3 separate regions of the Mus musculus genome follow, and all the other regions are linked to region 3. A link is a loop called in an ENCODE intact Hi-C map of the cell type or tissue named here. Cell type or tissue: left cerebral cortex. All regions are shown on one strand. Region 1 holds the start of Gpcpd1 (glycerophosphocholine phosphodiesterase 1). Region 2 overlaps 1700026D11Rik (RIKEN cDNA 1700026D11 gene). Region 3 holds the start of Chgb (chromogranin B).

What was found. Hi-C counts contacts between places; a loop is a spot of excess contacts. Peaks named below come from ENCODE experiments on the same cell type or tissue, not always from the same donor. Only the 100,000 strongest peaks of a DNase experiment are listed, where the experiment ranks them.
Region 1: it touches region 3 in a loop (2.2-fold over the local background); 4 of 42 quality-filtered maps call a loop at or near these places.
Region 2: it touches region 3 in a loop (5-fold over the local background); 5 of 42 quality-filtered maps call a loop at or near these places.

What each region holds. Positions count from the first base shown.
Region 1 is chr2:132,573,166-132,581,165 of GRCm38, reverse strand. It overlaps Gpcpd1 (glycerophosphocholine phosphodiesterase 1), which reads left to right and starts at 2,918. Exons shown (of 20, transcript NM_028802.3): 1 at 2,918-3,098. In left cerebral cortex, CTCF peaks have their summits at 3,021 and 5,182; DNase peaks (open chromatin) are centred at 2,913, 3,401, 4,292, 5,159 and 1 more place; H3K4me3 peaks cover 5,309 bases; H3K27ac peaks cover 4,821 bases.
Region 2 is chr2:132,509,633-132,517,632 of GRCm38, reverse strand. It overlaps 1700026D11Rik (RIKEN cDNA 1700026D11 gene), which reads right to left. Exons shown (of 4, transcript NR_028286.1): 2 at 5,416-5,558. Among named protein-coding and RNA genes, the nearest start is that of 1700026D11Rik, 23 kb to the right of the region's middle. In left cerebral cortex, a CTCF peak has its summit at 1,055 (motif pointing left); DNase peaks (open chromatin) are centred at 1,046, 3,057, 3,677 and 4,774; H3K27ac peaks cover 2,696 bases.
Region 3 is chr2:132,777,595-132,785,594 of GRCm38, reverse strand. It overlaps Chgb (chromogranin B), which reads right to left and starts at 3,953. Exons shown (of 5, transcript NM_007694.5): 1 at 3,813-3,953. The coding sequence starts at 3,861. In left cerebral cortex, a CTCF peak has its summit at 4,009; DNase peaks (open chromatin) are centred at 1,427 and 3,913; H3K4me3 peaks cover 4,159 bases; H3K27ac peaks cover 4,657 bases.

The DNA of each region.
Region 1 (8,000 bases), 200 kb after region 3:
TTTATTTAGGAGGGAGGGACTTATTGTGGCTCACAGTTTAAGGGGATACAGACCTTCCTAGAGGAAAGTCATGGGCGGGTGGCTCTGTGGTTAGTGGGAGTATGCGGCAGGACGCCTCACCTCCCTACACGTTGGCAGAACGTGCTCACGTTTTTTTTTCTAGAGCGATATACTCAAGGCCTTGTAAAGCTTTCAAGTAGAGAGAGGTCATAAGTGGAAGTTCAGGAGGCTGTGACCTACATGGTGCACGACAGAGTCCAGGCTATGATTTAGGACTCTTTGGGCTACCACAAGGTATACAAACCACACAACTGATATCACCGAGAATGGTAAAGATGCTGATGGTGAAGCTAGAGTAGAATGTGGGACACAAGACACGTATCGGCCTTTCATCTAAGCCATAGTACTTCTAAGGAAAAAATGTGCAGGAAACAAAGCTGATAATAGCTACAACTACCAAGGGAGAAAAAAAAAAAAAGCTACACGCCCTCCTCCAAAGAAACATTATTTGTAACAAAAGTTCAGACTTGTAATATTAAATCCAGCAACATCGTGGCCACAAAGCAATATGCAATGGTGGGAGCGATAACCAGTGGGCTGTTTCCTAAAAAGCACCATCTGCTAAGTAATTGTGTTAAAATGCATATGAGAAATTGAATCAAATAAAACTAATTTCAGTAAACCGGAACTGGAGCAGTTTTAGCATCAAACAGCCTAACTTTACCTCTTGGAAATTTAAAATTCAGAAAGTAAGTGGGCTCCCTGGAATTCTCTGTCAAAGTCCATTAGTAGTAACGAGTCATTTGCTGAAGATTTATATTCATAATGTCACAGGCAGTAACGGGCAGAACACACATCTAGGCTGAGCTCTTAGACTGGGAACCTTTCCCATGAACACATTTAAAAACTTAGAAAATGAGATCGTGTGCTTATCCCAGACAACCAAGAATACGTCTCAGAATCCAGTGAGATGGCACATGCTAAGGGTTTCTGTGAAGTTTAAAATACTCAGTGCCCTTCTGGTAATAATAAAGTTAGTTCTCAGATTAACCTCATTAACGATATGTTCGAGGAACCATAACATCCCATAACATCCCATGTACAGAGCAGGAGCCAGAGGAGGGGACACACGGCTTGCCCAGCCCTCCTTTAGGAGCTGTGGTGGCAGAACCAGTCCCACGACTGATAGAGGGGTTGCTCTCAGAGTTTCTAGGCATGCACAGTAAACACTTCCCTTTTCGACTTTCATGGATTCAGGTTTCTTTGTAAATCATCTCTTGTTACTAGCTAGTTATCTTGTAGAAACCTCTGTTTCTGGCCATAGGCCATCCTTCAAGTGTGGATTCAAGTTATCTCCCAGAATCTGTAGGGGGTTGGTTACAGAGCTCAACTAGGATTCCAAAATGTTCAGGTTTCTTATATGATTAATATACTATCTTCATATAAGCAATGCATACCCCTTACTTTAGGGGTTATTTTAAGTTTATTTTGTATGTATGTGTGGTATGTATGTATGTGTATGTATGTATGCACCACATATGGGACTGGTGCCCTTCGGGGACAGAACAGGACATTGAAGTCCCTACACTGAAATTATGGAAAGTTGTGAGCTGCCATGTGGGTGCTGGGAACCAATTCCAGGTCTTCTGCAAGAATAAGCACTCTTAACTACTGAGCTATCTTTCCCACCCAGCATATGCCTTTATTTTTAAATCCCTCTCCCCCTCGTTTATATGTTAATACGAATACATTTTTCCCCCCATTTCTCGCCTGTGATTGCTTGAATCTGCCAATGTGGAACTCAAGGATACGTTGGGTCAACCATACTTTTATTGTTGTTTTGAGACAATGTCTTGTAATGTAAGCTGTTGCTGGTCTAGTACCCATTACGCAGGCAGGCAAGCCTCCAACTCATATCAACCTTGATTTAACCTCTGAGATTCTAGGATTACAGATCTGTATCAGGTGCAGATCTTTTGATATTTTAAGAGGATTTAGGGAGGGGCATGAGTTAGATCTACCATCCCGAACCATAAATATTGCACAAATGGTAGTTTGACTAAATGATGAGATATACTAAAAACATTCAAAGGAAGTAGACTCTTGAAAAACACCACTTAAGTATGACTAACAGCAGAGAAATGAAGTCACAGCGAGCAATTAGCAGATGTAGAGCAGTGGACCTTCAATACGAAAAGGTGATTCTGCTTGATGCTCACTATCTCAATTGAAGTGAAACCCGATTACATAATGTTGTGTTAGAAGTTACCTAGTGGTTGATCTTGGGCTGATTTAGGGTTGGAGGCACACACAGAGATAGAAGAGGAGGAAGAGGAAGAGGAGAGAGGGGAGGAGGAGGAAGAAGAGGAAGGGTAGTTTTAGAAAGCAAAGAACAACTCTAGTTTGGTTTTATTTATTTATTGACTTATTTTATTTATTTGGGGTTTGTGACAGCAGGCTTCTAGAAGTCAACAGGAGTCTGGTCTCTCTCACCATGTAGATTCCAGTGGGTGAACTCAGATCTTCAAATGTGGTCAATGCCTTTATCCACTGAGCTGTTCTGAGCTCCTTGTTTTAGCTTTAAGGATTTAGTCTGTGATTGTTTCCTAAGGAATGCAGTTTCCAGAAAACATCAGGCTCCCTCAGCTCTCTTTTTTGAGACAGGATCTCACTTTATAGCCTTGGCTGGCCTCGAACTCGAGTCTACTTGCCTGGCTCAACCTCCCCAACACTGGGATTACAGGCGCACCACCTTGACCTTCAGTACCTCAGCTGACCCCAGCCAGATGGGCTAAGGCTGTCGGGCCACCTCAGGTCTCTGGGCAGCCCTTCCAGGAACACGCAGCCCGCCCCCCGGCGCGCGGCCGCCGATTGGCCAGGACCGGACCGGGCGTGACGTCAGGCCCCGCCCCGCCGCCCTTCGACCCCGCCCCGCGGGGTGGGCTGGCAGTTTAGTCTAGGGCAGCTGAAACCGGTTTGAGAGGCGGCTGTAACTGGGCTCCTTGCTTCCTCGGGCCACCTAAGGGAGCGCTGGCGAGGCGCTGACGCTCGGCTCCGTCGGCCGCGGCCCAGGCTCTCGGCGCGGCCCGGAGCGGCAGGTGAGGGGGGCCGGCGGTGCGGGCGGGCGCTCACGCGGAGGGGCGGGCGGGCGGGCGGCCTGGTGTTCCGGAGCCGCGGTGCGGCTGGAACCCCGGCTGCCACGCGCGGCTGCGGTCCCACTGAGCGGCGTGACCCAGGACAGCCACGGAAATCCCGGGCGGAGAATAGGGGAACAAAGAAAACGGCGGAGCTGGAGCCCAAGCCCTCGGTGCCTCCCTTCCTCCGCGCCCCCTCAGTCACCTCGCGCCCGCACTGGTGACTCGCGCGGTTTTGACAGCTGCTTCTTTCCCCAAAGTGCCTAGAAATTAGTGCCCGCGAAAGAAACTCCGGGTGACAGTACAGCCGGGCGGGGGGAACCCAGGGCTTTGTGTAGCTCCTCGTCCGTGCCCTCGGTGACGTTTTAGGGCTGCGGTCCCCTTGGCGTCGCCGGCTTGGAGGCAGTGGCTGCCCCGTGCTGCTTCATCTGCCGGGTCCGGCCAGAAGCCCGAGGGCTTGGAAGCCTGGAGTTTGCCGGTTTCTAGCGATTCTCTGACTCTGCAAGCAGCAAGCATGGTCGGGTCTAGAGTCCCCTCTTATACTCCTGTCCCCTGCCACTCTGGGTCTCCTGCCCACTTAACTCTGCCCTTCAAGCTGCTGCCTGCTACATTTCTAACACAATAAGGAAAAGAATAAATACAAGCTGTCAGCCTCCCCTCTCTCCCAAATTGCTCAGTGTTCTAGAAACACACAGCACAAAATAAAACTGGTAAACCCCATGCAGTGGCTTACATACTAGGGGAAATCAGTGTTCTAAACAAAATTTAAATCTGTAAAGAGAGATACAGGAAATTTGCACCCGGAGAACTGGTAAACACAAGAAAACTGAATAATATTTGGTGTGTATAAAAAGTTGGTGGGTGAGTCAACTATTTGTATATAATAAAAACGTGTAATAAATGCATATGAAAATGATATCAACACGAAATGAAAAGCATTTGTAAAAAATCCCACTGCATGTCTAAAGATGATGAGATGTTAATTTGGCTTAAGGACTGTCCAAAGGCTAATGCCTTTGCTTAATGAAAAACCCATTCTTGTCTGCATATGTTTGATTAAAATATTAGCTGAAAGTATATGGAGGTCTGAGAAATGGGGCCATAGTGATCCCCCCACTAACACGGGCAGACATCAGTGTGGTCACTTAACCTGCTTCTTAATTATAGGATATTCTGAGAATCTGCTAGAATCGAGGAGAATTAGAAACAGCTTTTTTTTTCTTTGAAAAGTTTTAAAGGAAAACACAGATGTTCTTTTTTGGCCAGAAATATGTGCTTTAGCTAAAAATACCCACTTTCAGTTCAGCTGTAAGCTAAATGTTTCTGTCCCTTTGGGGTTAGCTTAAATTTCCAGTATGTTTCTCAAGCTGATAAACCAGCTAGGTCTGAAACTAGCTAGGTCCACAGTTGAAAACATTCAGCAAAAAAGAATAAACTTTTTTGTCAGGAGGAACTGTGAAAAGTTTTGATGTCAGTAAGTTATGGTGGGTGACATTTAAAAACTCCTTGAGTCTTTTAACAAACTTCAAATGGGCCAGACACAGGCTGCAATGCACACTTTTTTTTTAAACAAAAAAACAAAAAACAAAAAAAACCAAAAAAACAGCCAGGGCGTTGAAGTGAGATCCAGCCTCAAAAATAAGTAAGCAAATTAAATTAACAGCTCAAATTTACCTAAACGTGCTGTGTAGTATATATCTTTAGGTAGTACAAATTGGGAATTGCATTGGGAAAGGAATTACCAAAGCCAAAACAACAAACTCCGTAGTGAGGCGGTAGGTGAGCTGGTTATCTGTCTCAGCCGGGTGTGCAGTTACTAGCAGTTTTTACTCTTACCTTTTATGTGTATCTGAAAGACCTCCTTCATCCAAGTTGGGATATTTTTGTTTGTTTAGCAGAAGAATAAAGGTAGATGTAAACTTTGAGATCCTCAGTAGAACAGGTACTTTCTAAAACACTGTTACTGCTGTTTTGGAGGCGGTTGGGTGCTGAAGCTGTCCTGCACCAAAATTTTGGCCTCTGTCCATGGTCAAGTGAGCTGCCAGCACAGCGCCTTCCCAGGTTTGCTTGGTATGGTGCTACAGTTTTTGAGGGGTGAGAATTGAACTAGATTGCTGACTTTTGACAATTCAAGTGGACGATGGCACTTGTCTCCTGGACTGTTCTGTGTTTCCATGTGTTTGTCTCTGTGTAGTGCACCAGCTGCAGCTGTTACTGCTGAGTTGTCAGCGCGATCTCGCAACTGTAGAGATAGAAAACTTGGCTGTTTTCTCTTTTATTAAATATCCAGACTGTTCCTGGTTGTCTAATGAAGTAGATGTTTAGAGCTAAATTTGTACTCACTGTTAGTGTGAGTACATGGAAATAATTACATGTGACATCACTTACATTTGATTGAATTGGTTATAGCCAACGAGTAGTTAGCTGAATACCAATTCTGAAGTCTTGTAGATGAGCTTGACCTTAGTTTAGAATTGTAAACACTGGGTGAAAGTTCAGATTACAGTGTAAGATTTATAGGCTGGTTAGACTCACCAGAAAAGGAAGCTTGCTGAGAGGCCTGAGGGCCTCACTGCTGAGAGCCTGTGTGATCCCCAGGACCGTTCATGGGAGGAGAGAACCAACTCCTGCAAGTTGCCTCTGACCGTCATGTGTGTACCTTGGTCCTCCCTCCCTTTCCCCTTTTCTCTCTTAAAACACAAAGAGAAATTGAAGTTGGTTATTCAGTCAGTTGCTGAGTTATGGGTTTAGTCTGTCTCTTAAAATTATTTCAGTGTGCTGGATAGTAGTGGTGGGCACCTCTAATCTCAGAGGCTAACGCAAGCAGATCTCTGAGTTTGAGACTAGCTTGGTCTATAGATTCAGCCAGGGCTACAAAGAGAAACCCTGTCTCAAGAAACAAAACAACATTTAAATTCATTCAGTAACTTTAAAGCTTTTTTGGTTAGATTTGGGTCTGTTAAATGGAAGGTTGCAGTATCTCAATGAACCATTTTACTCATTAGAAAGTGCTTGTATGCTCAGGGTTTTGTCAGCTATTCTAAAAGAACTATTGAATATTCAGATAATCTACAACTTTTTTTTTTTTTCAAGACAGGGTTTCTCTGTATAGCCCTGGCTGTCCTGGAACTCACTTTGTAGACCAGGCTGGCCTCGAGCTCAGAAATCCACCTGCCTCTGCCTCCCGAGTGCTGGGATTAAAGACATGCGCCACCACGCCCGGCTTAATCTACAACTTTTATATAAGATTTTTTTTTAACAATTCTAGAACAACCACAGGATGTATACACATGAATAGATCTTGCTTACTCTTAGACACAAAATCAAATAAGGTATCTTATAAATAAATTATTTTGCTCATGAACACGTTTTTTTTTTCTTGTACAGTCTTGGAGTTTTTAACCAAAAACGGTAGAGTTGCCATATACGATACTGTTTGTCCAAATGAAACATTATATGACATTATTAATTTTGTTTTACATATATGTAAATATGATACTGTACATTTATAAAACAACATTCAGCATTTTACACATTTATAAAATAACATTTCACTATTACATCTTCTAATTGATGTACATGTGACAGTGGCTCCATAGTTAGTAGGTATTAAGCATTACTTACCAGCCTTCTCTAGGTGTTATAGATCAGGTTTTTGAACCTCAGACCAATTATTTATGGGGGACTCCTCAGTCACCATATGATGTTAGCAATACCATTGGCCTCTGCCCACTAGATTCTATCATCCGTATTCATAAATAAAATGAAATGTAGCTGGTAAATTAAGGGGGCATGATGCTGAATAAAAGTGTGATTGGTATTCTTTTAGAGCCCGGACATTCCTGCACAAAGGGTTTTTTTTTTTTTTTTTTTTTTTTTTTTTTTGGATAATTATTTGAGTAGTTATATAAAAATGTATCACAGTATAAAGAATGTGTTCTTAGTTTAGACTTAGTAACTATCTTGAAATATATGTGTCTGTGCCTATATATGTATTTTAAAAGTAATTTCCTGTCATCTCTTAGTTATTTAAGGTAGGTTGTGGTAAATATATTTGGCTAAGTCTGAAGGTAGGGAAGAAAAATTAGAAAATATGACTAAAAAGGCAAAGGATTTCAGTGTTAAGAAGTGTGGATTTCTGAAAATCTGCAAAGTGAAGACGAATGTTTTCCTTCATGTGTCAGAAGAGAGTAGAAGCCAGAGCAGCTGTGTGATTTTTGAATGATATTGATAACTAGAAAGAATGCTGTGGCCATAAGAACATCAGGTCAAGTTTTTTGTAATAGTTTGTAGTTGAGACTAAATTTAAAGAATTTTAATATGCTGGTCCTATAAAACTGAGAAGACTAAATTTTGAGAGGATTTGTGTGGGTAGCCAGTTACATTATATATTAGAAATAGACTCGGAACCTTGTTGCTAAACAAAGCTAGTTTCTGTAGTGGAGCTGAAAGGGTCCTGTTGCTTTTCTGACTCAAGTCGAAGTCTCCACTTAAGCCTTTTCTCTGTCTGTGGACTCTTTTCCTTTCACCCTCACCTGGGCCTGGCTAAGAAAGATAATGGTGACTTAGCACAGCTGCTTATCAGAAGAGAAAGTATGTGCCAAGAGAATCTTGACTCCCTAAAAATAAAGTTTGGACACATCTGCTTTGCAATTTTCTGGTCCATGTAGTCTTTGATTTTTGGGAAATATGTAACAAAACCATGAGCCTTAATAGATACTTAGTGCAATCAATTGTATATAAGGAGTTTGAAATGACTACTTGAATGTTTTATTTTTAGTTGTATCCCTTTATTCCTTACTATCAAAGTTACTTTTTTTTTTAAAGATAAAGGAAGGCAAAAAGTTGGGAGAAAAGGCACTAGGA
Region 2 (8,000 bases), 270 kb after region 3:
CTCTCTGAGTGCCTGCCTGCATGTATGCATACAAACCACACTCATGCCTGGTGCCCTCAGAGGCCAGAAGGCCACATTGGAACTGGAGTTACGGATGGTTGTTAGCCAGCCTGTGAGTGGTGGGATTGAACCTGGGTCTGGAAGAGCAGCTAGGTCCTTAATCATGGATCCCTCTCTCCAACCGTTGTCGTTTTGAAATTGCTTTGTGGAGAGCCCTTTGGGGTGCTGGCATTGGCCAAGGACAAGGAAATGCTCTGGCAGGAATCTGACACTGGCCATGACAAGGACGTAAGCTCAGGCAGGAATCTGACTGGGCTGTAATAGAGAAGTAGGCTTCAGGCAAGATTTGGGGCTTGGACAACGAAGTGGGCTCAAGTATTTTGGTTGTTCTGACAAGCCCTTTTAAACAACTGTCACAGGACTATTCATGGGACTTCACTTACTGCCTTGCTAGTTCCTTATTGTACTGCTCGCCCTGAATACTTGCAGGTAATTTAAATGGTACAAAAAAGCGGATTGGGAAAGTTAAATTTGCCTTTTAATTGTCTTGGAATTGTCTACTTTTTTCTTTTCAATCCTCACTCCTGAGCTGGAGAACCTGTTGACTGACTGAGCGGGCTTGGTCATTGCTTCTTGCTAGGTTGCTCTGGCTGGCCTGGAACTCACAGAGAGCCCCTCTCTCTGCCTCCCAAATAATGAGACTACAGCCATGTGCCACCATGGCCAGATTTCGTGGGGTTTTGTTGTCGTTGTTGTTGTGGTGGTGGTGGTGGTGGTGGTTTTCCAGGCTGCCTCCTTATGTAGTTGAGCTGGCCAGGACCTTGCTACAGTTCTCTGGTCATATCCTCTAAATGCTGAGATTACAGATATGTGCAGCCATGCCTGGTTTTGAATTTTTTATGAATTGCTGGTCATAATTGTCATTGATTCCATTTTAAGGGATATTCTCAATAGGTAGCTAAATAATCGTACTAGTTGCAAAAACATATTTCCAGTGAAGAGGTGTTATTCCATTTTAGAAGAGCGGGGAGCGATAAAATTTTAGTCGTGAGCGCCACCTAGTGGACACCATGTGCACCAGGTCACTGCAGCACTGTAATCTGTTTACCAGTGTACCTCAGCTTTTGCACGGATTTCCAGCAAGACTTCTGTTTACCGCTGTGAACAGACACCATGACGAAGGCAACTCTCATAAGGACAAAATTTAATTAGGGCTGGCTTACAGGTTTGGAAGTTCAGTCCATTATCATCAAGGCGGAGCATAGCAGCGCCCAGACAGGCATGGTGCAGAAGGAGCTGAGAGTTCTCCATCTTCATCTGAAGGCCGCTAGCCGAATACTGGCTCCCAGGCAACTAGGGGAAGGGTCTCAAAGCTCACTTCCACAGTGACACACTTCCTCCAACAAGGCCACACTTCCTAATAGTGCCATTCCCTGGGCCAAGCATATTTAAACCCGCAGAGCTTCTAACACTTCTAATCTTTAGTCTACCCATCCAGGTAGCTGCAGCAGTGTGGTGAGGTATGCCAGCCATTAAATCCTGTCCAACAGCAGGCCAAATTCTTCAGAAACCAAAGGAAGCAATGAGAGTTAGCAGCTGATAAAGTGAAGATAAAGTGACTGATAAAGTGAAGAATTAAAACCCCACAATCCCTCGTCGTTTAAATCCTTGCACCCGGCTCAGAAGTGTCGAATGCGCGTTTAGAGAGTTATTGCAGAAGCGGGCGTCAACTTCAAGTTAGGATTTTCCCAGCCTCAGAGCGTCCCATCTCTTCCCCCACGGAAAGGGGCTTTGCTGAACCTGTGATGCATCTGCCCTCTAAGTGCTCTTAATAGTCTCCCGAGGGACATCTGGGTGCTTTCCACATTGGCCTGGTGAGAAGGGCTACTGGAGACACGCATGCGTGCTGTGCATAAATCCTCAAGACTCTAGTTATGGGTCCTACCATTATTGTGCATTATTTTTTTGGTTTATTTATCCTTATATTCACACTCTAATGAATTTTTAAACTGGAAATATTTTTTCTCACATATCTTGATCATGGTTTTCCTTCTCTCTACTCCCCCAGCTCCTCCCCCTCCCTTCCCGTTCGAATCCACTACCTTTCTGTCTCTCATTAGAAAACAAACGGACTTCTAAGGGATCATAATAAAGTAAGGTAAAAACAAAACCACATTAATTGGACAAAACAAACAGAAGGAAGAGCCCAAGAGGAGGCACAAGAACAGAGACTCGCTTGCTTGCATGCTCGGGTATGGCACAAAGCACGAAACCGGAAGCCATAATATACGAGCTCCGCCCTGGCACAAAACCGGGCAGGCCCTGCGCAAGCCATGCCGCCTGGGTCTCTGTGAGTTCACGTGAGCTTTGGTCATGTTGATTTAGAGGGCTTCGTCTTCCTGGTGTCCTCCAGCCCTCTGTCTCTAACACTCTTTCTGCCTCCCCTTCCACAGGGATCCCTGAGCCGTGCAGGGAGGGATTTGATGGAGGCAGCACACTGAGGTCGGGGTGTCCCAAGGTCCCTCGCTCTCTGCATAGTGTCTGGTTGTGGGTCTCCGTTTGCATCTGCTGCTGGAGGCGACTCCTCTGATGATGGTGGACAAGGCTTCCCTGGCTGGAGTCACATGTTTAATTTTTTAAAGAAGCCACCAAAACTTTCCACATCGCTACCGTTTTACTCTTCCACTAGCATCGCGATTTGTTGCCCCTCAGCTTGCTAGAACTTTCTACGGCCACTGTTTCTTCCTTCAGCTATGCTCATAGATGGAGAAGATGACAAGGGCAGCAGGGCAAAGGGTAGATGTGCTGAGTAGAGACGGATGTGAGAACAGAGCCACTGGCTTGGGTGATGTTGGCAAAGAAAAATGAGTCGCTTGAAACGTGCCCTGAGCCAGGACATTAGGGCAGCAGCAATTGGGAGCACAGAACACTCAGATCCAAACAGCTTCAGTTAGTGACAAAAGGTGGAGATGCTACTGAGGGAGACTATATACTCCTGTATCCAAGTCGCCGAGCTCCAAGACCAGCTGTACTCGGGCCCCATGTGCTGTGAGGCTGTGCTGGCACAGAGCCCCACAGCACACAAAAACTCATGCTTCCTGCAGAAGGAGACCAGGGAAGCAGCTCCGGCTATTGGGTATTTTTATTTCTTGTCACACATGCAGATCTGCATGGGTTGAACAGCCAAATAATTTCAGATAGAAGCCACCGTGTGAAGGGTGCCCTGACTGACCCCACCCCCCACCCCGTTCTGGGCTGTGTCCCAGTGACATTGCTGCCCACAAATATATGCAGGCCGAGTGGAGGAGGTGGCCTCAGGAGCCCCTGGCTGGTTTACAGGTAGGTAGCCGGCCATGACCCAGCCTGAGTGACCAGTGACTGTAGAGTCAGAGACTGCTTGTCACCTAACCAGCCCTTTAAGTTGGTCTGGTGGCAACATGCATCAATCCTCATGGTTTACCTCTCCTGCTCCTGAGGGGGAGGGCATGGGGGCGGGGAAGAAGCAGCCACACCTCCTCATCCATCTGCACCAGAGGCTCTCAGAAGACCAAGTTCTCTCAGAGATCTGTCCTCCACCCCCTCACACCTGCCATGTCGCCGGCTCTACCAACTCCTTGCCAAAGTACCCTGCTGTCTTCCTTCCGTTCTGTGAGGACACAGATCTCAGGATGGTTGGACTGTAGGGTTTTTTTATTTTTTGTTTTTTTTTTTTGTTTTTGTTTTTTTTTCCAGCAATCTGGGTCATGTTGTCCCTCTCCAGGGGAGGCTTTTCTGGTGGCTTCCCAGCAGGCCTTGCTTGGCATAGTTTCTCCTTCTGGGCTTCTCTCTGTACAGTCCCCGGGGCTCATTCTCGCTGTCTTAGCTCTTAGCGGGGTTTTGTTTAAATCTGTTTTTAGCATGAAGGGATCTGGAGGAAGGGAGAAGAGCTATAGCCCAGGCTCTCATGATACCTAAAATCGAGGTATCAAACATTGTTTTCTGTACCTGAAAGAACACATAAATTGTGCAAATGATGCAAGGGACAGCTGGGCTAGGCTGGGCACTATGACAGCGCTGTGACAGTGCCCAGCCCAGCTGTACACACCTCCTCATACAGACCCCACGGCTATTTCTTCCAGTCTTTTTCCGCCCCTGCCATCCCCAGCAATCCTATCTGGCGAATTCCCATTCTCCATCCTTTCCCTTCTTCATATGTTGCCTATAGTTTTTGTTTGTTTTGTTTTGTTTGTTTGTTTGTTTTGCCTTGGTGCAGGCAATTTTGTGCATCTTTTAAGGGGTGTGGCCCTCCAGCCCTTATCAGGGACTTTGCTACATCGAAACATGTAGTTGTTTTTGGTTTGCACATCTCTACTGCTACAAAGGCGTTGGTCTCTCACACTGTTCCTACCATAGTTTGTCTCTCCTGCTAACGCACACTTTGCCGTTTCTTTTCCCCATGAATGCACAGTTTGCCGTTTATGTCTCCCGTTAACGTACAGCTGGGTTCCATTCAGCTTTGCTGCGCTGAGGACGATTCCCCCTTCCCCTCGGGTTCCCATGTCAAGATGTCTGGCTATGAAATTGCAGCCTCCACTTCACTGGTAAAGGCCAAAGTGACCCCACCAGTTTATGTCCTCCATCCCATCCCTGAAGTGCCTGTGAGTTATCCACGTCTAAGCAAGTGCTTTAGAATGGCTGCCCACGGGGGATGTAAGCCATGCACAAGGAATCCCCTCTCCTCTCCCTTCAGAGCCGTGGAAGCAGTTTTCACTGGCTTGGTGCTGTTTGCTCATCTTCAAGTGAGTCCCGGGAGGGAGGGGCTCTCCTGGAGACGCTCCCACTGAACGGACCCAGAGGTGCTCCAGGCTGTGAGGGCTTGGAAGGTTCTTGCTCCGTGGAGCCCCTCCACAACACTCAGGATCTAAAGCGACAGGAGCTTGGTCTCTGGAACTCGACCACGTGAGAGGGACTTCCTGACTCTGAAGACTGGGCCCCCCCGCCCCCCCCCCCCCCCACACACACACGGAGAGAAGATGAGCCTTTAAGCCCAGGGCGCAGCTGCTGCTCAGCCTGGTGTCAAAAGATAAAGACGCAAACAGGAAACCACAGGCCAACGCATCTTACTAATACAGATTCAAAACTCTTCAACAAAGAGATAGCAGAGGGATCTTGCAGCAGCACAAGATTAAGATCCTCTTAACACTTGAGGTTCACCCTTGGAACCTAAGGCATCAAGATGTGAAGGGCTAGACTCAGGGACAGGCTACCTCAAAAACAAGACCGATGCAGAAAATTAATAAGGCACATCTTAATGAGATAAATGTTTAAAAAACACATGGCCATCCCAATAGACACAGAAAAAGTATGGGGTACATAAATCTAGTGCCTCTTCATAAGGAAAACAGTTGTTGAGGGAGGACCAAAAAGAGAACACACCTCCTGCCGATAGAGGACACCCATGAAAGCCCACAGATGAACAGGAAGACGAGGATACCACCTTCGAGAGATATTTCTATTCAACAGTGAGTTGGACGTTCTAGGAAGAAAGTTGGCAAGAAGAAGAAACAAAAGGATTCCAACTGAAAAAGAGGAAATAAAACTACAGTTATTGACAGGACACTTCATCTTATGCCTAGAAAATTATGAAAATGTCACTAAAAACGATGGCTTGTCAAGACTGTAGAATGTAAATTCAATATATAAAAATAACCATTCCTCTATACTATCAACAAAAGCAATTTAAGAAAATGGTTCTATTTTTTTAAATAGCAATCACAGAAAGCAAAATATGTAGGAATACATTTTTTAAAAGTATAAAATTTATATTCTGCAAAAAATACAAAGCAGCATTCAAATAAAGAAATTTCAAGTAAGTGAAAAGACAGCCTTTGTTCATGGGTCAAAAGACAGAGCAGGGATGACTTCCCCACAGTGCTGTCATGAACAGGGCTGCTCCCCCCCCTCCCCCCCCCCCCCCCCCCCGCCCTCCACCAGTGCTGTCATGAACAGGGCTGCTCCCCCCTCCCCCCCCCCCCGCCCTCCACCAGTGCTGTGGTGAACAGGGCTGACTTCCCCACACTGCGGTAATGGCTAGGTTGTTTGTTGTTGCCGTTTTGCATTTTCTTTGTATTTCCTAAGATTACATTTTTTTCCATATTTCTTCACATTCTAAGTTTTCCTCCCCCAACTCCCCCCAGGTTCTCCCTACTGTTCCACCTCCCTACTCCACACCCTTTGTCTCTTTAAAAAACAAAGAGCCCAAGAAACAAACAAAAAACCAAAAATTGAAACAAACAAAACACCAATAAAACAAACAGAAAAACAAAAACAACAAAAACCACCTCCAAAGCCCAAACCTAGCAAAATGAGTTAAAAGAAAAAGCTTCTCCGAAAACACCGTTGAGTTGGTTTTGTGTTGGCCAACTACGCTTGGCATGGGGCCCACCTGGGTGCACTCAGTGATGCTCCACTGGAGAAAACTAATTTTTCCTTTGCAAGTAGATATCAATTGCAGGTAGTTTCTTGGTTAGTGGTGGGAACCTGTGTCCACTTCTGCCACTCAGTACTGGCACCCTGTCTGGCTTGGACCTGTGTAGGCTCAGTTTGTACTGCCACAGTCTCTCTGAGTTCATAGGTGTGCAGTCCTGCTGTGTCTGAAAACCACTGTTTCTTGGTGTCCTCCGTCCTTTCTGGCTCTTATCTTTCTATCTTCTCTTCCACAAAGAACCCCGAGCCTTAAAGGAAGGGGTTTGATGAAGACATCCTATTTAGGCTTGGGCACTCCAGTCTCTCACTCCCTACACGTTGTCCAGTTTTGGGTCTCCATGTTAGGTTCTATCTACTGCAAGAAGCAGCTTCTATGAAGGTGGCTGAGTGAGGAGAGTGATCTGTGGTTGTAACAGGATGATATTAGGAGTCGTTTTGACTGCGATGTTCCTTTAACAGAAATACCAGAACCACGATCTATCCATCTCAGGTTCTTGGCCACTCTAGTAGTGTCAGACATGGGCTCCATCTTCTTGAGTGGGCTTTAAATCCAATCAGAGTGGCTGGTTAGCCTCACAATTAGTGGTTGGATAGTTTCCTGTTGCACTAAGACTATCTTTTAGGTAGGTCACTGTGTAGGTTTGTAGTTGGGTCAGTGGATATCATTCTCCTCTGACAATGTTCAAAGTACCAGTGCCACGAACCCTAGTCAGTAGAAAGTGAAGCCTCTACTTGGGGACCAGCTTGGCGTTTTTTGTGTTTGATGAGGTATGTGTTGTCTTCAGCAATACATCTCATGGTAAGTTTGTGAGGAGTAACTAACAGCCTTGACAATAGCTTGAGTTGTTTGGGAGGCTCTATGAGGTCCCCTTAGTCAACAACTCAACTACATGTAACCGATTCCTGACACTGGATATTTCACCTGGTGACATAAGATGTCTTGATGGAGCATTGTCTACCCCATTAATTATACAAAGTACAGTCGTCAAATCAATATAGGAGGCTGGGTTTGTAGCTCAGTTGGTAAAGTGATACTTAGCATATCTGAGGCCCTGGGTTTGACCCCAGCACCACCAAAAATGAATGTGATGGCACATGCCTCTAGCCTCAGGCCAGCTGCATACCTGGGGCAGCTTCAGCAGAGAGGGACCAAGCATCCCATGTTAGAGCTTCCCTGGAGATAAGCAGCCCCAGGGGACCAGCAGCAATGCTGCCTTTCAGAGAAGAGGAGAATGCTCAACCTGATTTAGGAGAACAGGAAGCTCATATAGAGCTTGAACGCCACCTGTGGGTGGTAGCATGGGCCACTGTTGGTCATTGATCACTCCTCCCCAAACTCAATTTTATGAGTCACAGTCATGTTCACAGCAGAGTTTCTGACTGCATCTTATATGAAATCAAGAGAAACCATCTTTTTGTGGGAGCCAACATATCTGTATGGCAGAAATATACTTCACACAAAACAGCTCCAAATGGCCTGGTTGTTTACCGTGGAACAACTGTAGCAAAGGACGAAACAAAAAGAAAGCTCGTGT
Region 3 (8,000 bases):
ACAGCCGTCCTATATTTGTGAAAAGTGTCTTAAGCTGTGCACTCACTCTGCAGTTTCCTACATTCTGTGCAATTGTAATTTTTTTTAATGGAAGCAGAATCAGGTGCCCTCTGCAGTTCTTTCCCTCTGTCTATACCAAGTGGTTATAGATCTGTGGCTCTCTCTACTACTCCAGTTCCCAAGAAAATCTCCTCCCTTATAAAAAAACCACGGGTACTAAAAGTCAGGTGTGGTGGTGCACATCTTTAATCACAGCACTCAGAAGGCAGAAGCAGGGGTGTGAGTGAATTCGAGACCAGCTTTGTCTCCCTGACTTCCAGGACTGCATAGAGAGACCCTATCTCAAAAACAAACAAACAACAACTGCAACAACTAACAAAGAAAAGCAAAAAACCTCCAAAACACAAAAATAACAACAACAAAACTCTCAACAATAACAACTACCAAACCCATGGATATTAGATCATTACTCACACAAGACCTTTGCTTACATGATCTGCTTTCACTGTGATGGTTTTATGAGTTGTTTACAATTGTATAAACACCTAGAAGTATCAAGTTCTCCAGCACATTGTTACGGTCAGGATATCCAAGATGGCATTTAACAACTGGTATATGACAGTATGTTTCAAAGGAAAAATTAATGCTCAAGATTTTATGAGACTCTGTCCCTGCCTTAATCAGCATTTGGAGTGTCTTTGTTGGTCAGAAAATAACCTGGTGACCAGCATTTGCCGGTGCCACATCTTCCTTCTCCCAATGATTGCTGCTTTTGTTATTTTACCTTTCGCTTTCCCTTTGTTTAATCCTTTCTGCTAGAGAAGCTCAAAGCCTTTACAAACACTCTTATCTCTACAAACAATCATTATGCTAGGAAAAAAAAAAACTTAAAGAGGAGCGATTCCCTTGGTCCCCAGAATAGAAGACCTAGCTGGGGCAAGAGCAAAATTCTCGAGCATCAGACACTAAAGCTACTCAAAAGCTATTTATTTATAACGAGCACCCTAACCTTCCTTCCAAACCAAGCCTGTTCAAACACCTACTCACCCTACCTAACCCACTGCCTGTCAACCCAGAGGAAAAAAATACATGCGACTTGGAGCGAATGTCTCTCATTTGCTTACTTTACTAAACATCTACCCCAATTGTTTTCAGGGTCCCACTGTTACCCAGGTTTATTAGGGTCACTTAAAAATGTTTAAAAAGTGCTTGATAAGCTATGAAGAAAGACTCCGGTTCTTCCTCAGAGACAGGTCAAACAAAACCTGACTGGCCAACGGGGTTCTTATGCCTGGCTCTGGAGGTTCTGTGGTTTTTCCTTTTCTTTAGTGCTGCAGACTGAGCCCAGATCCTCACACATGGCAGGTGATCACTCCCTGACCGAGCCCCGGCCTAGGGCCAGTCTTTCATGGTCCAATGTCTGCTATTTTGAGAACACGCTCACTTTGGCGAGTCTCTTTTTCCACCTCAAATCTGTGAAATCCTCTGGAAAGAATAACTATGGAAGAATTACTCCCATAATGACTGAGAAGTCACCCTTTCCAAGTTCAACTTTCCAGACCTTCTGTAGCAGTGCAGATCCACATATATAGTTCTGCCTGTTGTTCTTTCCCAATATAAACTGGGTACTTTAACTACCCAGACTGCCAAACTATTAACCCTTGTCAGAGTTGATGGACAAGGGATGTCTCATTGTCCTAGACAATTAGCAGTTTACAAATTACTAGTATAGAGCATCCTCGTTTTCCCAAGGGAGACTCCTCAGACTCTTCTTAATCGAAAGGAACTAGGGTTTGCTTATGGAGCTGCGTTGTGAGCCTTGGTGAGAGTGCTAAGTAATATGTATTTCTTCCAATAGAATCTGTGAGAGCAAAGAAATGACTAAAGATGTATTAGGTACCCAAAACTGGTTTAGCTTATTTCTGTAGCAAATAAGAAATACATTTAATGCTTATGGAAAAGTAAAATAATCAAATGACAAAAAAAAATCAAATAGCAAATCTGAGAATAGCTCTTGAAGCATCAGCATCCATAAGACTATGAAGGTTTGATTCATGTGAAAATCACAGCTGCAAAGTAGGCTCAGCATGTTCTTTTGCTGGTAAACCATGGGCACCCCAAATTCCACCAAACTTGCGAGTCAAACAGGATCTGCATAGCAAAAATACCTTTATCTTTTATGTGATATGGATATGGATTTGGTTTATTCATATTAATTTTTAAGGTGCACAGTACTTACACAGACAGTTGTGGATCTCCTTCAAGAAGCTCGAAATGGTAGAAAATTAACCAGATGACTTCCTGGGGTCTCAACCATGATTTTACTAAGTAACAAACTACTGGAATCCCCTCATTGCCAGATTTGGGGAGGTGGAAATGAGGAGGTGAGTGCTAAGATACATGGTGTGTTTCTGGGGTGATGACCATGCCCTAAAATTGGTAGTGGAGATGGTTATAGTCAAAGTGAAGCAGTAGGCTGCACGATGAGTGAGTAGTTGCCTAAAACAGAAGAGATTTGCATAGCTTCGGTATTTTACTACTAAATATTCCTTCATAAGAGGTATGAAATGTTTAACCACCACCAAAAAGTTTAATTAACCAGTTAAACGATTTACAAAAGGCTTACTGTTTTGTAATCTAGAACAGAATGTACATTGTGTACAATGTATCATTGTGTCCTGTTCAGCAATATCTTTCCGAAATACTTTGGACTTGAAAATTTCTAAGTTGTTCAGTTTGTTTCCTTTTATCAAATTAAGAATATGATATTTATAAAAAATAGTTATTTATAAAAATGATTTTTAAAAATAAGAACATTATGAATGCAATAACATAAATTACCATTGGCTTTCATTTTGTCAAACATTGGATGAGAGATTCCTGTCAATCAAAGGCATATATATATATATATTATATATATATATATACATCTATATATTTCATATAGACATATGGATATCTCAATTCTAGTTAGAAATCTCAGTCTCAGAACAAAACACTTTTCCGAGGACATTCACAGAGACAAAGAGCTGCTAGTGTAATTTGGTGTTATACTTATTTTTCAGTCTCCCAACACAAACACATCTTTCAGGCTATTGGAGACCATTGAGTAAATTTAGAGTAGTTTGAGACTTAGCAACGCACTCATCCACACACAACCGTCAAATATTAACTACTTCTGCTTTCATTCTTCAAAATTGACTAAAACATTTATTTTGCTACTCCAAAGATAATTTCATGGGTGTAACACAGTCTTGTTATTTTTATTTCTGGAGCACAAAAGGAAAGAAATATCTAGTACAGCTTCCATTCATAAATTAACATGTGAATTACCTCTCTTTAGAAACATAAATACAAAGTGTAAATATGTTAACCCTGTAAACAGACACACGAAGACCTGCACACACATATATGACACGCTGAGGGAAATGCCTTAAATGCACTCAGATTTAGTTCTAACTCAGTGCCTTTATAATAATAGAGGAAACTCTGCAGGGGCCAACTGCGTGCATTCCCACCCCTCTGCGGTCACGGGGCTGTGAAAAGTCACACGGAGAGTCAGGCTACAAAGGCTCTCTCTAGCTCTGTATAGAGCCTGACATCTCTGCAGAGAACACAGAATGCGGCTTTGCTTCCAAGGGCTGCACAGCCCCGGCGGGGAAAGGAGGAAAAAGCTGGACAGCTCTTGCTTCTCCTACTCAAAGCCAGGCCAGGCAAGGCAAGGGATACAGGGAAGAGGAGAGGCGAGATAGAGGGTGAAACCCAGTGCCGCCAGCTCTAGGAGCTGTCCGGGGTGCTGAAATCCCACTCACCGGCCAGAGCCGCTGCGCCCAGGAGGCCGAGGAGCATAGCCGGCTGCATGGTGCCTCTCGCCAGCTGAGTGTAGGAGGAGCTCGGCGGGTGCGGGCTCCGCAGAGCAGCTGTGGCGCGGTGGGCGCAGGCCTGGCTCTTATGAAGGGCAGGCGGGGTGCAGTACCCGGGGGCGAGCGGCGGGCGGGGGCGCCCCTCGCTCAGCCCTGACGTCACGGAGCAGCCCCGAGGCGGCGCCAGCGGGCGGAAGCACAGCCAGTGTGTGCGGCCTTGCGCAGGGTCCCAGCAGGCACGGGCAGGGATGCGGGGACGCCAGGTGCTGTAGATCTCAGGCAAGAAGGGACAAGGGTCCGGCTCATATTGTCGCGCCTGCGCTCCAGCTCCTCCGCGCACACCTCCGATGCTGCAGTTTGGGGTTGTGGGATACTTGTGATTCTGAAGTGTGTAAATGACGGGGGTCAGCTTTCTGTATCCTCTGCCAAGCTGAAGAAAATCCTTGCTTGGAATAAATACACAGGCGGTTCTTAGACCTTAACAAGAGAGTAATGGCTGTAAACCTCAGTGTGCAACCATGAATGTGTAACCTGCTCTTGGTTGAGATGTTTGGTCAGTGTCTGTGTATCCCATCTATGGCACTTCTGTCTTCTGTTTATGGAATCTCCTACCCGACGTACTTATTCAGATGAACTTAAAAAATCAAACAGGCCAAAGGATACACTTCAAAATTCTCTCTCTCTTTTAACCTCAATTTTTTCCAAGTTCAGTTTTTTCTGTAACTACTTTCTGTGGCTTAGGCCTATTTTAGTTTGGAGCACACATAATTGGTGCTTTTCCTTTCGCTCTCCCCACCCCTCTCCCTCCCCCTCCCTTCCATTCCCATCTCCCTCTCCCTCCTCTCCCCTTCCCTCCTCGCCCCCTTCCTCTCCCCCTCTTTCTCTTGATTGGTCACTTACCCAGCTCTTCTGATAGACATTTATTTAAGCTGTCACCCTTTGGCCCTTAGTTACTCTTTTACAACAGGAGCATAGCTTGGGGTGAGGTAAGGAGTACATCCTTGAAAACCTGTTCTTCTTTGCTTGCTTTTAAATAGAGATAGAAACGCATTTTAAATTATGTGCGCAATGGAGATGATAGCATCTTCCAGGTTATTTTCAACATGGATTCTGTTAGCCTGATAAGGAATTGGGGGAAAAGCGCCAGGCAATCGTCCTGCCCAGAAGAGACACAATCTGCTCTGATAACAGATTTCGAGGACCAGTGAAACCTGACGTGAGATCTTTTTGGTCAGGTGATAAAAGTTTTCAGTTCCTTTTCCTGAAAAGAGTGAGGCTCAAATTCTCTTTGCACATGCTGAGAACATAGAAAGATGCCTCTCCCTGGAAGGTTATTTACCCAAACTGCAGCCTCAGAGCATATGTTTTTAATTTTTCATTTATGTTTTTCTACATTGCTGGAGAGAACACAGAGCCACGGGCATACCAGGAAAGCACTCTACCAGTCTCCTATATCATCAACCCCAGTCTTAAAAATGATAGTTCTGCGACAACTGGTAAAATTTGAAAAGGCATGTAGATTACATCCCTCTCTGGGAACTGCACACATGTGTAGGCAAAACACCCATCCACATAAAAGGAAATACATCTTTTCAAGTTTTAAAAAGAAGAAAGCAAAATATGAAAATGAACAAAGCCTATTGTCAGAGAAGGACTGGAAACTCTTGCCCACCTGGGCTACATATAACAAGCAGAGAATGTGTGAGAAGACACAGGATATTACACCAGAGAGGCCAGTGCTTTGTAAGCGACCTGCAAAGACTCACAGGCCTTATGGCCCAGTTCTTTTTGACTGGCTGCTCTCCTTAGTTCACTACCCTATTCCCATTTTCAGTAGTGACTCCTTTATAAACGTATTTAATTATGTATTCATTGAGATAGGGTCTCACTGTGTAGACCAGGCTGGCCTGGACTCACAGAAATCCACCTGCCTCTGCCTTCTGAGTTCTAGTTCTGCTTTTAGCCATGCATCACACTTCAATGAGTCACCCTGTGTTTGTTCCCCCAACCCCCACCACTATAATCTGTGCTTGTAACTGTGCTGGCATGTCTTTGCTGATTTCAGGGAGAGGTCCTTGGATAGTCAAAAAATGTCATTGTTTTTAGAAATGCATATTGAGGTTTCTAGTCTCAAAATTTGTGAGAAAGTATAAGGAAAAGAGAAAAAAGGAATCACTTTCATATCTTAAAAATTAATATACATACACATACACACACACACACACACATGCATACAATTGGTTTTTCCAGACAGGATTTCACTATGTACTCCTTGGTGTCCTGGAACTCTAACTCTCTCTCTTTCTCTCTCTTTCTCTCTCTTTCTCTTTCTCTCTCTCTCTCTCTCTCTCTCTCTCTCTCTCTCTCTCTCTCTCTCTCTCTCTGTAAAACAAGATGGCTACAAACTCACAGAGATACTTCTGGGTGCTGGAATCTAAGGTGTGTGCCATCACTACCACCTGGCTTGATTTTCTTTTTTAATTTAAAGATGGGGCTTTATTGTGTGTAGCCCTGACTAGCCTGAGACTATGTAAACCAGGGCAATCTAAAACCCACAGAGATCCTCCTGCCTCTGCCTCCTGAGTACTGGTGTTAAAGATGTGCACCACTATGCCTGGCTAAGTAAAGAAAAAATATATATAAACATTTGGGCAATTATGATGAACTGTATACTAAAATAGCATACCATTTTTGCATTTTTCTAAAGTCTGAAATTCTTTTAAAAAATCAAAAATGAATGTTTGAGGCCTAAAAGAAAACAGTGAACATTGGAAATAGGAGATTGTTTGGTGTGATGGCTCAGCATAAGTTGAGGCCAGCCTGGACTGCAATAGTGAATTCCAGGCTAGCCTAGGCCAAAATGAAAACAGCAAGAGAGGGGGGAAGGTACAGTCTACGAGAGAGGTTCTCCCTCTATTGTTGACATAACACAGGGTTAATGCCACTCTTTAAATATACCAGGTATTGGTAGTTATTTAAAGCTGCTCTCTCCTTGAAGTATTTATACACTGGTTTTCCAATACTTCCCCTCTCTTCTTTTTCCCTAGAAAACCATGGGATTAAACAATGTTAAAATCATCTTTTGGCTTCTCAGGTTGGCCTTGGGCTAAGTTGGCTGCTCATTAAGACAACCTTGGTGACCTTGGTGAAGGAAAGCTCTTTTCTTTCATGGCCAAGAGCCAGTCTCTACATTAAGTTTTAGATCTCTCTGTGCTTGGGTGAAGGATGCTGAGAGCGGACTGCCAGGATCTACATTGTTGTCATAGAAGAAAAAAAGGGCGAACACTGTGATGGTTTTTTTGTATATGCTTGGCCCAGGGAGTGGCACTATTAGGAGGTGTGGCCTTGTTGGAGTAGGTGTGTCACTATGGGTGTGAGCTTTAAGACCCTCATCCTCGATGCCTGGGAGCCGGTATTCTGCTAGCAGTCTTCAGATGAAGATGTAGAACTCTCAACCTCTCCTGCACCATGCCTGCCTGGATGTTGCCATGTTCCTGCCTTGATGATAATGTGCTGAACCTCTGAACCTGTAAGCCAGCCCAAATTAAATGTTGCCCTGATAATAATTGCCTTGGCCATGGTGTCTGTTCTCAGCAGTAGAACATTAACTAAGACAAACACTAAAGGGAACCATGGGAACTCTGAAGGGGGGGATATAAACACAGCTTTTAATGATATCGTGGCCCACCTATCCTGGGAATCCTGTTTTGAGATGGACCTTTCCTAACTCCCCTATAATTTCATCTTGAAAAATAACCCAGAGTTTGTATGTATGTGGATGTTTCTCTAGAGACTCCTGGGCCCTGATGCTTACTCTGTTTCAGGTCTCTTTACTCACTGACCCAGGACTCACCCTCTCCATACTGCCTCATTTTAGTGAGTCTTGTTATCTGACGGTAAAGGCCATCTCGTGGTTCTCTTTAAGCTGCTGGCCATTCTCAGTCCTTTATACTCCCACACAATGTTTTCAATCCATTGTCAAATTTCACTTAAAAAACCCTGCAGGGATTTTAACAGGAACAACATCATGCCTTTACATCAATATAGGAGCAGCTGGTATCTTGACAGTATGGAAAAGGCTTAGTTGTTTGGTTTATTCTGAATATAGTCTTATCTCAGATAGCACAACAATATACC